Linked DNA regions of Homo sapiens: region 1 is linked to region 2. The links are chromatin loops, found by intact Hi-C in ENCODE. Cell type or tissue: PC-9. All regions are shown on one strand. Each heading gives the region's core, and the rest is flanking DNA. Links, peaks and the distances in the headings are about the cores only.

Region 1 (5,388 bases), core at 229-5,228, 78 kb before region 2:
AAATATGTTGGCATTTGTAGGTTGGCTCCAGTACGTTTCAAGTGCCAGCAACTGAAGGTGAACTCTGGTTGCTTCCAGGCCTCCCTTGCATGATTTGGGGTTAGAATTGTCCAAATACCATGAGTAATATGGAAGTTCTCTGAAGGGTAAGTTCATGCTCTGATTTCACATTTACTTTCTGATAATTCGACTGGAAACATAACTGAGAGCCCTTGCTGTGGCAGCTTCCTGGAGATGGGAGTGATATGCAGAGTCACTCTGCTTGGAACTTCATCAGTTTATTCCCAAATCCTGGCAGAATGAATTCAACACTTGCTCCGTCATTGCTGTTGCCATTTCATGCTTAAGAAATAAGACCTAGTTCTTAAATAGCCACTGTCAACCACTTCTTCGATGCTTTCTATTTCAAATGCTATGGCTATGGAATATTCAAATTATGAATATCTAAAATATAAGTGATGTACTATGCTGTGCTTCTTTTCTGAAATACACTTTTACAGTTTTGAGTTTATAGTTCATAAATATCCACTGATATTTCTGTACTTTCTGTCTCTTTTGAAGACAGCCTTTAGATGAGGTTTTATCCTATGGGCTTTGGTGATTAACAGCAAAACAAATTATGTTGTTATAATACTTAATATTTATCATATCCTTTTGAAGAGATGTTCAAAATATGTTAGACATTTTCTCCTTTATGTCAAATGCTTTTATATACTACTACCACTGACTTATTTTCAAATGGTTTATTCTCATTATTGAAATACCTAAATGGTCATGTAAAATTAAAATAATTTATCTCATAAAATGAAAATTATGAAAATAAAAAGGATAAAGTCCACTTCTTTCATTTAATATCTTTGGATTCGTTTAATAGAGTGCTTAAATCAGGGGCTCTGGTAAATTTTACCATGGCTTTACGTTATGTCAGTGGACATTGTGTTTTAATCCAAGACTATGAAAAACTAATTGTAGATAAACAACAATTGAATAAATTACTAATTAGCAAAAAAGATGCCAAATTGAGATCACCTATTAGCATGATTTAGAGCTAATTTTATGCTTCTTTTTAGCTTTTCCTTGGCAATATCTTTTTTTTTTTTTTTTTGAGACAGTCTTGCTCTTGTCGCCCAGGCTGGAATGCAGTGGCATGATCTCAGCTCACTGCAACCTTTGCCTCCCAGGTTCAAGCGATCCTCCTGCCTCAGCCTCCTGAGTAGCTGGGATTACAGGTACCCACCACCATGCCTGGCTAATTTTTGTATTTTTAGTAGAGACAGGGTTTCACCATGTTGGCCAGGCTGGTCTCGAACTCCTGACCTCATGATCTGCCTGCCTCAGCCTCCCAAAGTGATGGAATTATAGGCATGAGCCACCAGGCCTGGCCTGGAAATATCCATATATTTTTATAGTGCTTCTTAAATCACTCTTTCTGTATCTATGAGCACAAAACACCAAAATAATAGTTATATTGAAGGTGTCTTATTTCTACAATTTCCAAGATAGTGACATCTGAGATAATCATTTAACAATTTAAATGAACTTTAAATATACAGACCACAGATCCATTTTTCTTGATTCAATAATATTAATGACATTCCAATACACAAAGTTCCTTATTAAACAGCAGAAAACTTCCCAGAAGTCTTTCCCCTACTTTTGTGTGATATTAAAAAACTTTGGAAAGTGTTCTATAAGAGTTAAGATTTATATATATTAACAATACAGCCAAGGTGCCCCTTTCTTTTTACTGCAGGTTTCTAGACCTTCAGCTCCTTAGATAAAGTTTATGAGAATATTAGAATCTAATAATGATTAGATTCCACTTAAAATTCGTTCTCAATTTATAACTAGAAGTAATTAGAAGTCCCTATCTTAAATCATTCTAGAGATGTACAAATAATATAATAACATTTCTAAGGACTTTCTGTTTCAATAAGAAGAACAGTATAGATTATGTCATTTTCTTGACAATTTGTAGTGGTAAAAACCACTTCACTGTGTCTATTGTTTTTGGTTTTCTGCAGACATGGCTATAGAAAGGGTGATTAGAATGTACTTTTTAAAAAAAGTTCCTAACCCAAGAAAAAGCTAAAAAGAGCCTTCCATGGGGAATAAAGCACTAAAATTAGTTGTCAATCATGCCAATACCTGCTTACAATTTGGTGTCTTTTCCACTAAGTTGCAGCTTCTTCAGTTGTTCTTAATCAGCATTGGTTTTTCATTGCAGTACCTCTTGCATCCATTTCTCTATTTTCAGTGTCCCCGAACTAGTCCTCAGGGACTCCATAACCTATTAGGTTTGACATCAAGTATAGGATCCTAGGTAAGTCATATAGTGACATAGAAGCTCTGTGAACCCGAGTTTCCTCATATGCAAGATGCAAGAGTGAGGGGAAAATGAAATATCTAATATGCCTCTGTCCTCTAAAATTTCATTATACTGCAATTTCAATTCAGGCTCCTCTCACATAGCAGAGCCCTGTCTTTGCTGATCTTTCTGCCTCCAATCTGAATTCTGGCATTTAAGATTTATTCTAGCAGTTTAAATCACTTTTGACTTTGGGAAATCTTTTTGTTAACTTCATTTGCTGTTCAAAGTTAAAACTGTCACCTGACTTTTTCCAGATATTCCTGCCTGTTTTCCAAACTTGAGTAAAACCACTGTGAAAGCTGGAGTTAGTCTAATACTTCTTGGCAGAACCTCATGCAGGTAACTTGGCTTGTTGGCCATAAGTCTCTTAGTCACAGCCACAGGTAATCCATTTCCTTCTTGGCTGTTAGGAAAGGGCCTAATTAGCGAATCCAACAAATTCCATTCCCCACCCCCTTCTTCCATGGGTTAGTTCTGTGCTCCTTTAGGCTTCTTGCCAGGCTGCTGCTCTGAGAGCGATCAAATTACCATTAGAGCCAGCCAGCAACAGCACAATGCTGTTTATCTACCTTCTACCCCACAATTCTTTTTCTTCATCAAAAGTTCTGCTCCATTCTTTTTCTTCCTAAGGAAACCTACCACTTCTCCCATTTGCTTATGATGAATCTATGATTTTGTTATAATTTTTAATGAAATAAAACAACTTACCCTTTTTGTTCCCAGTAACACATCACTGAATTTCACATGATTTCATGAGATTTAACTTCAGGAGCAAATGAAATAAATCCCTCCTCCTACCAAAAAAAAAAATCTTTTTTCATTTATCAAATATGCTACACATACTAGAGAAATGCAAACCCAAATGATTCAGAAAAGTTAGGCGTTTACAATTTTCACAAATAGGGACATTTTATTCTTTATATCATTTCAGTCATAGATTTCTACTTAAATTGACTTTCTTCTTACAATCGTCTTTGTGAGATTAGTGTATGAAATGATAGCATGAAGAAGTAAAAGCTATAATACATCAAGGTACATTTGGCAGAAGAATGACTCATCTTCATGAATTCTGTGTGTATTCATGAAAGAGCTCAGCTGGGCGGCCAGGTGACCGGTAGGAGTGGGTTATTTACCTGGGAGGACCTGGAAAGCTTTTTACACAGTGTCAACAGGATTGTTGTTAAGCAGCAAGTTGGCAAATATGGCAGGGTTGTCATTAAACAATGTTGGGATTCAGATCCACTGACGTTTATTTGCTTTTCAACTGTTCAACAACTCATAGAAAGAACCAAGCTGTCTTTTTTAAAAAAGCACATGCATCACTGCACTCCTTCTCTCTTTTTAAAGCTCTTGGCAACCCCAAAACAGGGTGAAATAATCCTTTAAGGTGAGGGCTTTTTTTTTTTTACATGGTCCTCTGTAAATGAACTTTGGGGGAATTCGTGAACTTATGCAAATATATGTTGCACTTGGTGTATAAGTATTTGCATACACACAATCTCCTGTCTAGGGGAGGAGGATGTATGCACATCTTTTATTAGAATTTAAAAGGGGTCTGTGAATCAATATAGTTTACAAACTACTAATTCAGGGTCTAAATTGAGCAGCTTTAATATCGGGGGCGGGGGGAGGGAAGAGAGACGTCACTGGAATGATGCATGTTCCTCTCATGCACAATTTTTAAAAGCCTCACCAGCTAGGTAGACATGAAAGTAAGAGATGGAGAACGCTGGTCACTGCTGCAAAGGTAAGAATGGTCTGTTGGGAGCAGCTGAGTGGAGACAGAGAAATTAATGTAATGATTTTCCCTCCCTACCACTTCAAAAATAAAACCAAAAATAAGGCAGGGCCATGTGCCAGGTAAGGTGCCAGGGTGTGCAGGGGAGGGGACAGCCCAATAGTCACTGGCTCATAAACGGTGGTGAGTGAAGCTGCTGGGGTACCAGCAGAGCAATCTCTTCAGAAGCAGGCAGATGAGGCTCGATCCTACAAATGAGCCCTAAGCCAAAGACTATGGGTTTTCACAAACTTGTCTCTCACCTTAGAAACCATGAGACCAAATGAGACCAAAAACAAACATCAAAAAAACAAAAACGAACAAGCCTTTCCACACAAGGGCATCAGTACAGCCTTGCCTTATTCATCCAGACAGGAGTTTCTAGCTTTTGGTACTCTTTGGAAAACTATCAGCGAGTACTGCTTTTCTAAGGGTCTTACTCACCAATTCCAGGCCAAGTGGATATGGGTCAGGACTTACTGCTATTGCACGTGGCTCAATGCACAGTCCTGAGGCTCACATCCAGAGTTCCCTAAATAACCCTCTAATTGCTAAATAAAGGGAAACTGGTGACTCAGAGTTTGTGATGCTTTGTCCCCCAATCCAGATACTTTCCCCACATCCCGTCAAGGTAGCAGGCTTCAGAAATGGCCATCTAACATCTCATTACCTTAATTTTGGTAAGTACATGAACATCAGAGATGCTTTTTTCCACGGGGTTGCCACCTTTCACTATGCCTTCCACATTCAGCCCAGTGCATCTACATCCGTCCGCCATATGTAAACAGTAACAAAGAGAAGTTTGCGGCAGCTGGCTAGAGCTTCTCTCCAAAATAAGCCTCAGAGAATTGTGGGGGCTTTTTGTTTTTGTTTTTTTGATGTTTGTTTTTGGTCTCACTTGGTCTCATGGTTTCTAAGGTAAGAGACAAATTTGTGAAAACCCATAGTCTTTGGCTTAGGGCCCATTTGTAGGATCGAGCCTCAACTGCCTGCTTCTGAAGAGATTGCTCTGCTGGTACCCCATCAGCTTCACTCACCACTGTTTATGAGCCAGTGACTATTGGGCTGTCCCCTCCCCTGCACACCTTGGCACCTTACCTGCCACATGGCCCTGCCTTATTTTTGGTTTTATTTTTGAGGTGGTAGGGAGTGAAAATCAAACTTCGACTTCCCTTGAAGTTTTAGAGAACATTCTTAAAATAGGCTCGTTTGCTTCCTACAATCTTTCCAGTTAACTGCA
Region 2 (5,388 bases), core at 201-5,200:
TCTTTAAAATGTCAATCTCCACAAAAGTGATGCATAAATTTAATGCATTTTCATCCCATCAGAATAACATTAGCATTTGGTTTGTTCATTTTCAAATTGAATATAATGAGCTTAAGATTCCTATATAACAATACATTTGATGACAGCCAAGAAAGAGTGAAGAATGGTGGGAAAACATTTGACTTACATGAAAATAAAAATATTTTAAAGTAAATAAAATAAATAATGAATTAGCCCATGATATAAAATCAGGCCAGGAGAAGGGAGGACTCAAAATCCTCCAGAATACACAAACATTAAATAGATGACAATGCTGGTATTTTTCTTCAGTGAGGAAAGCCGGTTTATTTAATAAAGAGTGCAGACAAAACTGGCTTTACTCCTGAAGGAAAACAAAATTAAATTTCTTTGAATTTTTTTATCCAAATGATATAAGAAATAAATTTTAGATAGAACAGAGACCTAAATATAAAACATAAGACAACGAAAAATTGGGAGATTAAATGTACTATCTATAGGTAGAAGAAACCCTTTTAAATAATGTAAGAAATCTAGAAGCTATGAAGAAAAGTATGTATTTGGCTGTGGAAAACACATGGCTCATCCAAGGGCTATTCCCTTCTTTTGTAAGGAGAACTTTCTTGGGCAGGGTGTGGTGGCTTACATCTGTAATTCCAGCACTTTGGGAGGCCAAGGTGGGCAGATCATTTCAGGCCAGGAGTTTGAGACCAGCCTAGCCAACACGGTGAAACCCTGTCTCTACTAAAAATTCAAAAAAAAAATAGCCCGATGTGGTGGCACACGCCTGTAGTCCCAGCTACTAAGGAGACTGAGGCAGGAGAATCACTGGAACCTGGGAGGAGGAGGTTGCAGTGAGCCGAGATCATGCCACTGCACTTCAGCCTGGGTGAGAGAGTGTGACTCCGTCTCAAAAAAAAAAAAAAAAAAATAGCCGTATGTGAGGGCACACACACCTATGTAATCCCAGCTACTCTGGAGGCTGAGGCGCACAAGAATTTCTCGAACCCAGGAGGTAGAGGTTGCAGTGAGCTGAGATTGTACCACTATACTCTAGGCTGCATAGCAGAGAGAGACTCTGACTCAAAAATAAGATAAAATAAATAAAATAAAATAAAATAAAATAAAATAAATAAAATAAAATAAATAAAATAAAATAAAATAAAATAAAATATAAAATAAAATAAAATAAAATAAGAGAAAGAGAGAGCTTTCTCACTGCCCCAGTACCTCTGCTTTCTACCTTTGAACACAACCATGTGAAAACACCATGTTTGTATCTTAGAAGCTATCTTATGTCTAACAGTCAATATTTAGGCTTAGGATAAAAAGCTAAAACACTTAGATGAAAGAGCAAAAGGATGAATGGAAAGGGGATGAATCCATGATGTTCCCTCTAAGCCAAGGAACTATCTTAGAATTTCACATCCAAATATCTTGTTGGTAAGATTTTTTTAAAAAATTCTTTTTTGGAAACTGTTATTCAATTACTTGAGTAAACTTTTTTGTAGTTGATTTGGCTAATATAAGCACTTAAAATGTACAGCAAATAGCTTAAAGTCAGTTTTTGTTTTCAAAATGGCAGCACAGAATCAATCTGGCTTCACTACGCACCCCCACCCACAACAGAAAAACCAAAACCAAATAAACAGCACTGAGATTATCACCAGCATTATCCCAGAATTCAAATATAAAGATGAGACAGTTTCCAGGGCCACAAGTAAGTGAAAAAACGTTGAGCAAATGATAAGGGAATTGGACTTCCATACCTGTGATGCCCCTCCCATCAGTCAGCTTGGCACCAAGCACATGGGAAGTCTGCCTCTAACTCATGGTTTCTACACTAGAAAAAGTGAGGTCATGGCAGATGGCCAGTTTCCCCATCATCTTGGGTTCCCTGGCAGGATATCTGTCCCTGCTTCAACACAGCAAAGCTTTCCTAGTGCCTGAAAGGAAAAATATTCCTTAGGATAGGCAGAGACAAAATGTGGAGATGGGACTACCATCCTCAGCCAGGGAAACTCTGCTCTGTAGCTCAGCCAAAGGAGACGCCAAAGCAGAGTGGTTGTTCAGCAGCATCACCCTGTAGGAAGTACTTTACACAGGTCCTCTGCGCATGAACCAGTCTTCCCACACAGCCAGGATACTATCTGTTTGGGACCCACCCGATTCAGGTCAGGCAGCGTTCTGTTTGCTAGAGCACAGGCAAAGCTGGCTTTCAGGCGCCATCTAGTGCCAAAAAAGAGGCAGCAACCTAGTGGGGAAAAAAGAAAAGGAATTCATCAGGTAAATTACAAAGACTCTAACAAAATGTGTCCAATTATAAAACAAAACAAGCCAGACAGAAAAGACTGGAATCAGTAACTAATCATTCAATGCAAATACATAAATGTACACCCACAAGAAACAACAGCAAACAAGGAGGAACTATGACCTCTCCAAATAGATAAAACAAGGAACCAGTGAATGACCCTAATGAGCACTATATGAGCTCTCTGAGCAAGAATTCAACATAAAGTAAAAGTCAAGTGATAGATTTGGGAAAATTGAGCCATAATAGAAAAAGAATTCTTAAAAAGTAATAAAAGTGGAAAATATATAAATAACTAGGTGGAAATATGAGCAAAATATATGACTAGAGTTTTTACAAAAGGGCAAGTGCCAGTGACCTGTTAACATATGAAAAGGTTCCTAGACTTCCAAGTAAACAGGGAAATTAAAATTAAAATGACAATTATATGATTTTATACACAGCCAACTGGAACATTTAAAAATGTATTAGCCATTTTTCATAGAGATTTGCAGAAAAGTATTCTTCTATGCATTGATAGTGAAAGTGTTGCTATAACCTCTTTGAAATAACAATCTGGGAAAATCTATGAAAATTTAAAATTCCCTTTGATCTAGTAATATAACCCATAGGAAACTCACCCATAAATATGAAAGGGTAGATGTAGAAGAATGTTTAAAACAGCATTATTCAAAATAGTAAAGTTCTCAAACCAAAACTTCACACCTTGGAATATCATGCAGCCACCAAGAGAAATGAATTAGAACGGTTACAGTTTACTCAGAGTTTTCCATGATCAGAGACAAAAACAAGGTGTCAAGTCACATTACATTATAATAGGTTTGAATTTTCTTTTAAACAACACCACAAACAAGTAAATGCCCTGTATTTTCAACTCCAGTATTTAAGATTGTTCTTTACAGGCACCCCAGGGCCTGTTCCATCACTCTTAATATATAACTAAATGATTAGAGCATTAATGATATAAAACATCCACCTGAATTATTAACTACTTATCTTGGTTTTGCCAGAGCAGATGCAGATTAGAGGATACGGCAGTGTACAGGTTGACAGAAGGATAAGAGGACAGTGGAGTGAAGAATAAAGAAAATGACTACCTTTTAAAATAATACAATATAGTTCTATTTATATATAATATTATATGTGTGCATATGAGGATATGTTATTTTGTGTTCACATATTATTTATTAGAAAAAACAGAGTTTAGTTAATTCCTACATATTTTTGGGTGGCCATAATATATTGTTAACTGAATAAAAGGACACCCAGGGTAAGAGAATATGATGCCATTTTGATGTTTTATTTAAAGGAAACCAAAGCCTTCTGTGTGTATATGTGGCTGTATATGCACAGGTGTATATGGGTGAGTGCGTGTATAGGGTGTGTATGTGTGTGTAGGAGAGGAAATTAAGTGAGAAAAGATAAAAATAATTTTATAAACCCTCTTTATATTGTTTATCTTGTTACCACAGTTAGATATTGGTTTTATAATTTGGAAAACGTCAAATGAATAAATTAGAATAAAAACTTTATTTATTATTTACTTTTACTATACTTTAAGTTCTAGGGTACATGTGTAAAATGTGTAGGTTTGTTATATATGTATACATGTGCCATGTTGGTGTGCTGCACCCATTAACTCATCATTTACATTAGCTATATCTCCTAATGCTATCCCTCCCTACTCTCCCCACCCCACGACAGGCCCCGGTGTGTGATGTTACCCTTCCTGTGTCCAAGTGTTCTCATTGTTCAATTCCCACCTATGAGTGAGAACATGCGGTGTTTGGTTTTCTGTCCTTGTGATAGTTTGCTGAGAATGATGGTTTCCAGCTTCATCCATGTCCCTACATAGGACACAAACTCATCCTTTTTTATGGCTGCATAGTATTCCGTGGTGTATATGTGCCACATTTTCCTAATCCAGTCTATCATTGATGGACATTTGGGTTGGTTCCAAGTCTTTGCTGTTGTGAATAGTGCTGCAATAAACATATGTGTGCATGTGTCTTTATAGCAGCATGATTTATAATCCTTTGGGTATATACCCAGTAATGACGTGGCTGGGTCAAATGGTATTTCTAGTTCTAGATCCTTGAGGAATCGCCACACTGTCTTCCACATTGGTTGAACTAGTTTACAGTCCCACCAACAGTGTAAAAGTGTTCCTATTTCTCCACATCCTTTCCAGCACCTGTTGTTTCCTGACTTGTTAATGATCGCTATTCTAACTGGTGTGAGATGGTATCTTATTGTGGTTTTGATTTGCATTTCTCTGATGGCCAGTGATGATGAGCATTTTTTCATGTGTCTTTGGCTGCATAAATGTCTTCTTTTGAGAAGTGTCTGTTCATATCCTTTGCCCACTTTTTGATGGGGTTGATTTTTTCTTGTAAATTTGTTTGAGTTCTTTGTAGATTCTGGATATTAGCCCTTTGTCAGATGGGTAGATTGTAAAAATTTTCTCCCATTCTGTAGGTTGCCTGTTCATGCTGATGGTAGTTTCTTTTGCTGTGCAGAAGCTCTTTGGTTTAATCAGATTCCATTTGTCAATTTTGGCTTTTGTTGCCATGCTTTTGGTGTTTTAGTCATGAAGTCCTTGCCTATGCCTACATCCTGAATGGTATTGCCTAGGTTTTCTTCTAGGCTTTTTATGGTTTTAGGTCTAACTTTAAGTCTTTAATCCATCTTGAATTAATTTTTGTATAAGGTATAAGGAAGGGATCCAGTTTCAGTTTTCTACATATGGCTAGCCAGTTTTCCCAGCACCATTTATTAAATAGGGAATCCTTTCCCCATTTCTTGTTTTTGTCAGGTTTGTCAAAGATCAAATGGTTGTAGATTTGTGGTATTATTTCTGGGGCCTCTGTTCTGTTCCATTGGTCTACATCTCTGTTTTGGTACCAGTACCATGCTGTTTTGGTTACTGTAGCCTTGTAGTATAGTTTGAAGTCAGGTAGCATGATGCCTCCAGCTTTGTTCTTTTGGCTTAGGATTGTCTTGGCAATGCGGGCTCTTTTTTGGTTCCATATGAACTTTAAAGTAGTTTTTTCCAATTC

What was found. Peaks named below come from ENCODE experiments on the same cell type or tissue, not always from the same donor. Only the 100,000 strongest peaks of a DNase experiment are listed, where the experiment ranks them.
Region 1: a loop joins it to region 2, with 16 times the contacts of the local background. A loop is called at or near these places in 1 of 110 quality-filtered maps.

What each region holds. Positions count from the first base shown.
Region 1 is chr2:212,938,437-212,943,824 of GRCh38, reverse strand. It overlaps LOC102725082 (a long non-coding RNA gene), which reads left to right. Exons shown (of 4, transcript XR_007088066.1): 3 at 21-2,710. LOC107985980 (a long non-coding RNA gene) reads right to left here. Exons shown (of 5, transcript XR_007088067.1): 2 at 3,080-3,165. Among named protein-coding and RNA genes, the nearest start is that of MIR4776-2, 15 kb to the right of the region's middle. In PC-9, for the core only: no CTCF peak of the experiment used is centred there; DNase peaks (open chromatin) are centred at 2,794 and 3,524; H3K27ac peaks cover 1,796 bases.
Region 2 is chr2:212,860,190-212,865,577 of GRCh38, reverse strand. No RefSeq gene overlaps it. Among named protein-coding and RNA genes, the nearest start is that of MIR4776-1, 63 kb to the left of the region's middle. RefSeq lists an enhancer at 2,099-2,393. In PC-9, for the core only: CTCF peaks have their summits at 2,008 and 2,207 (motif pointing left); a DNase peak (open chromatin) is centred at 2,197.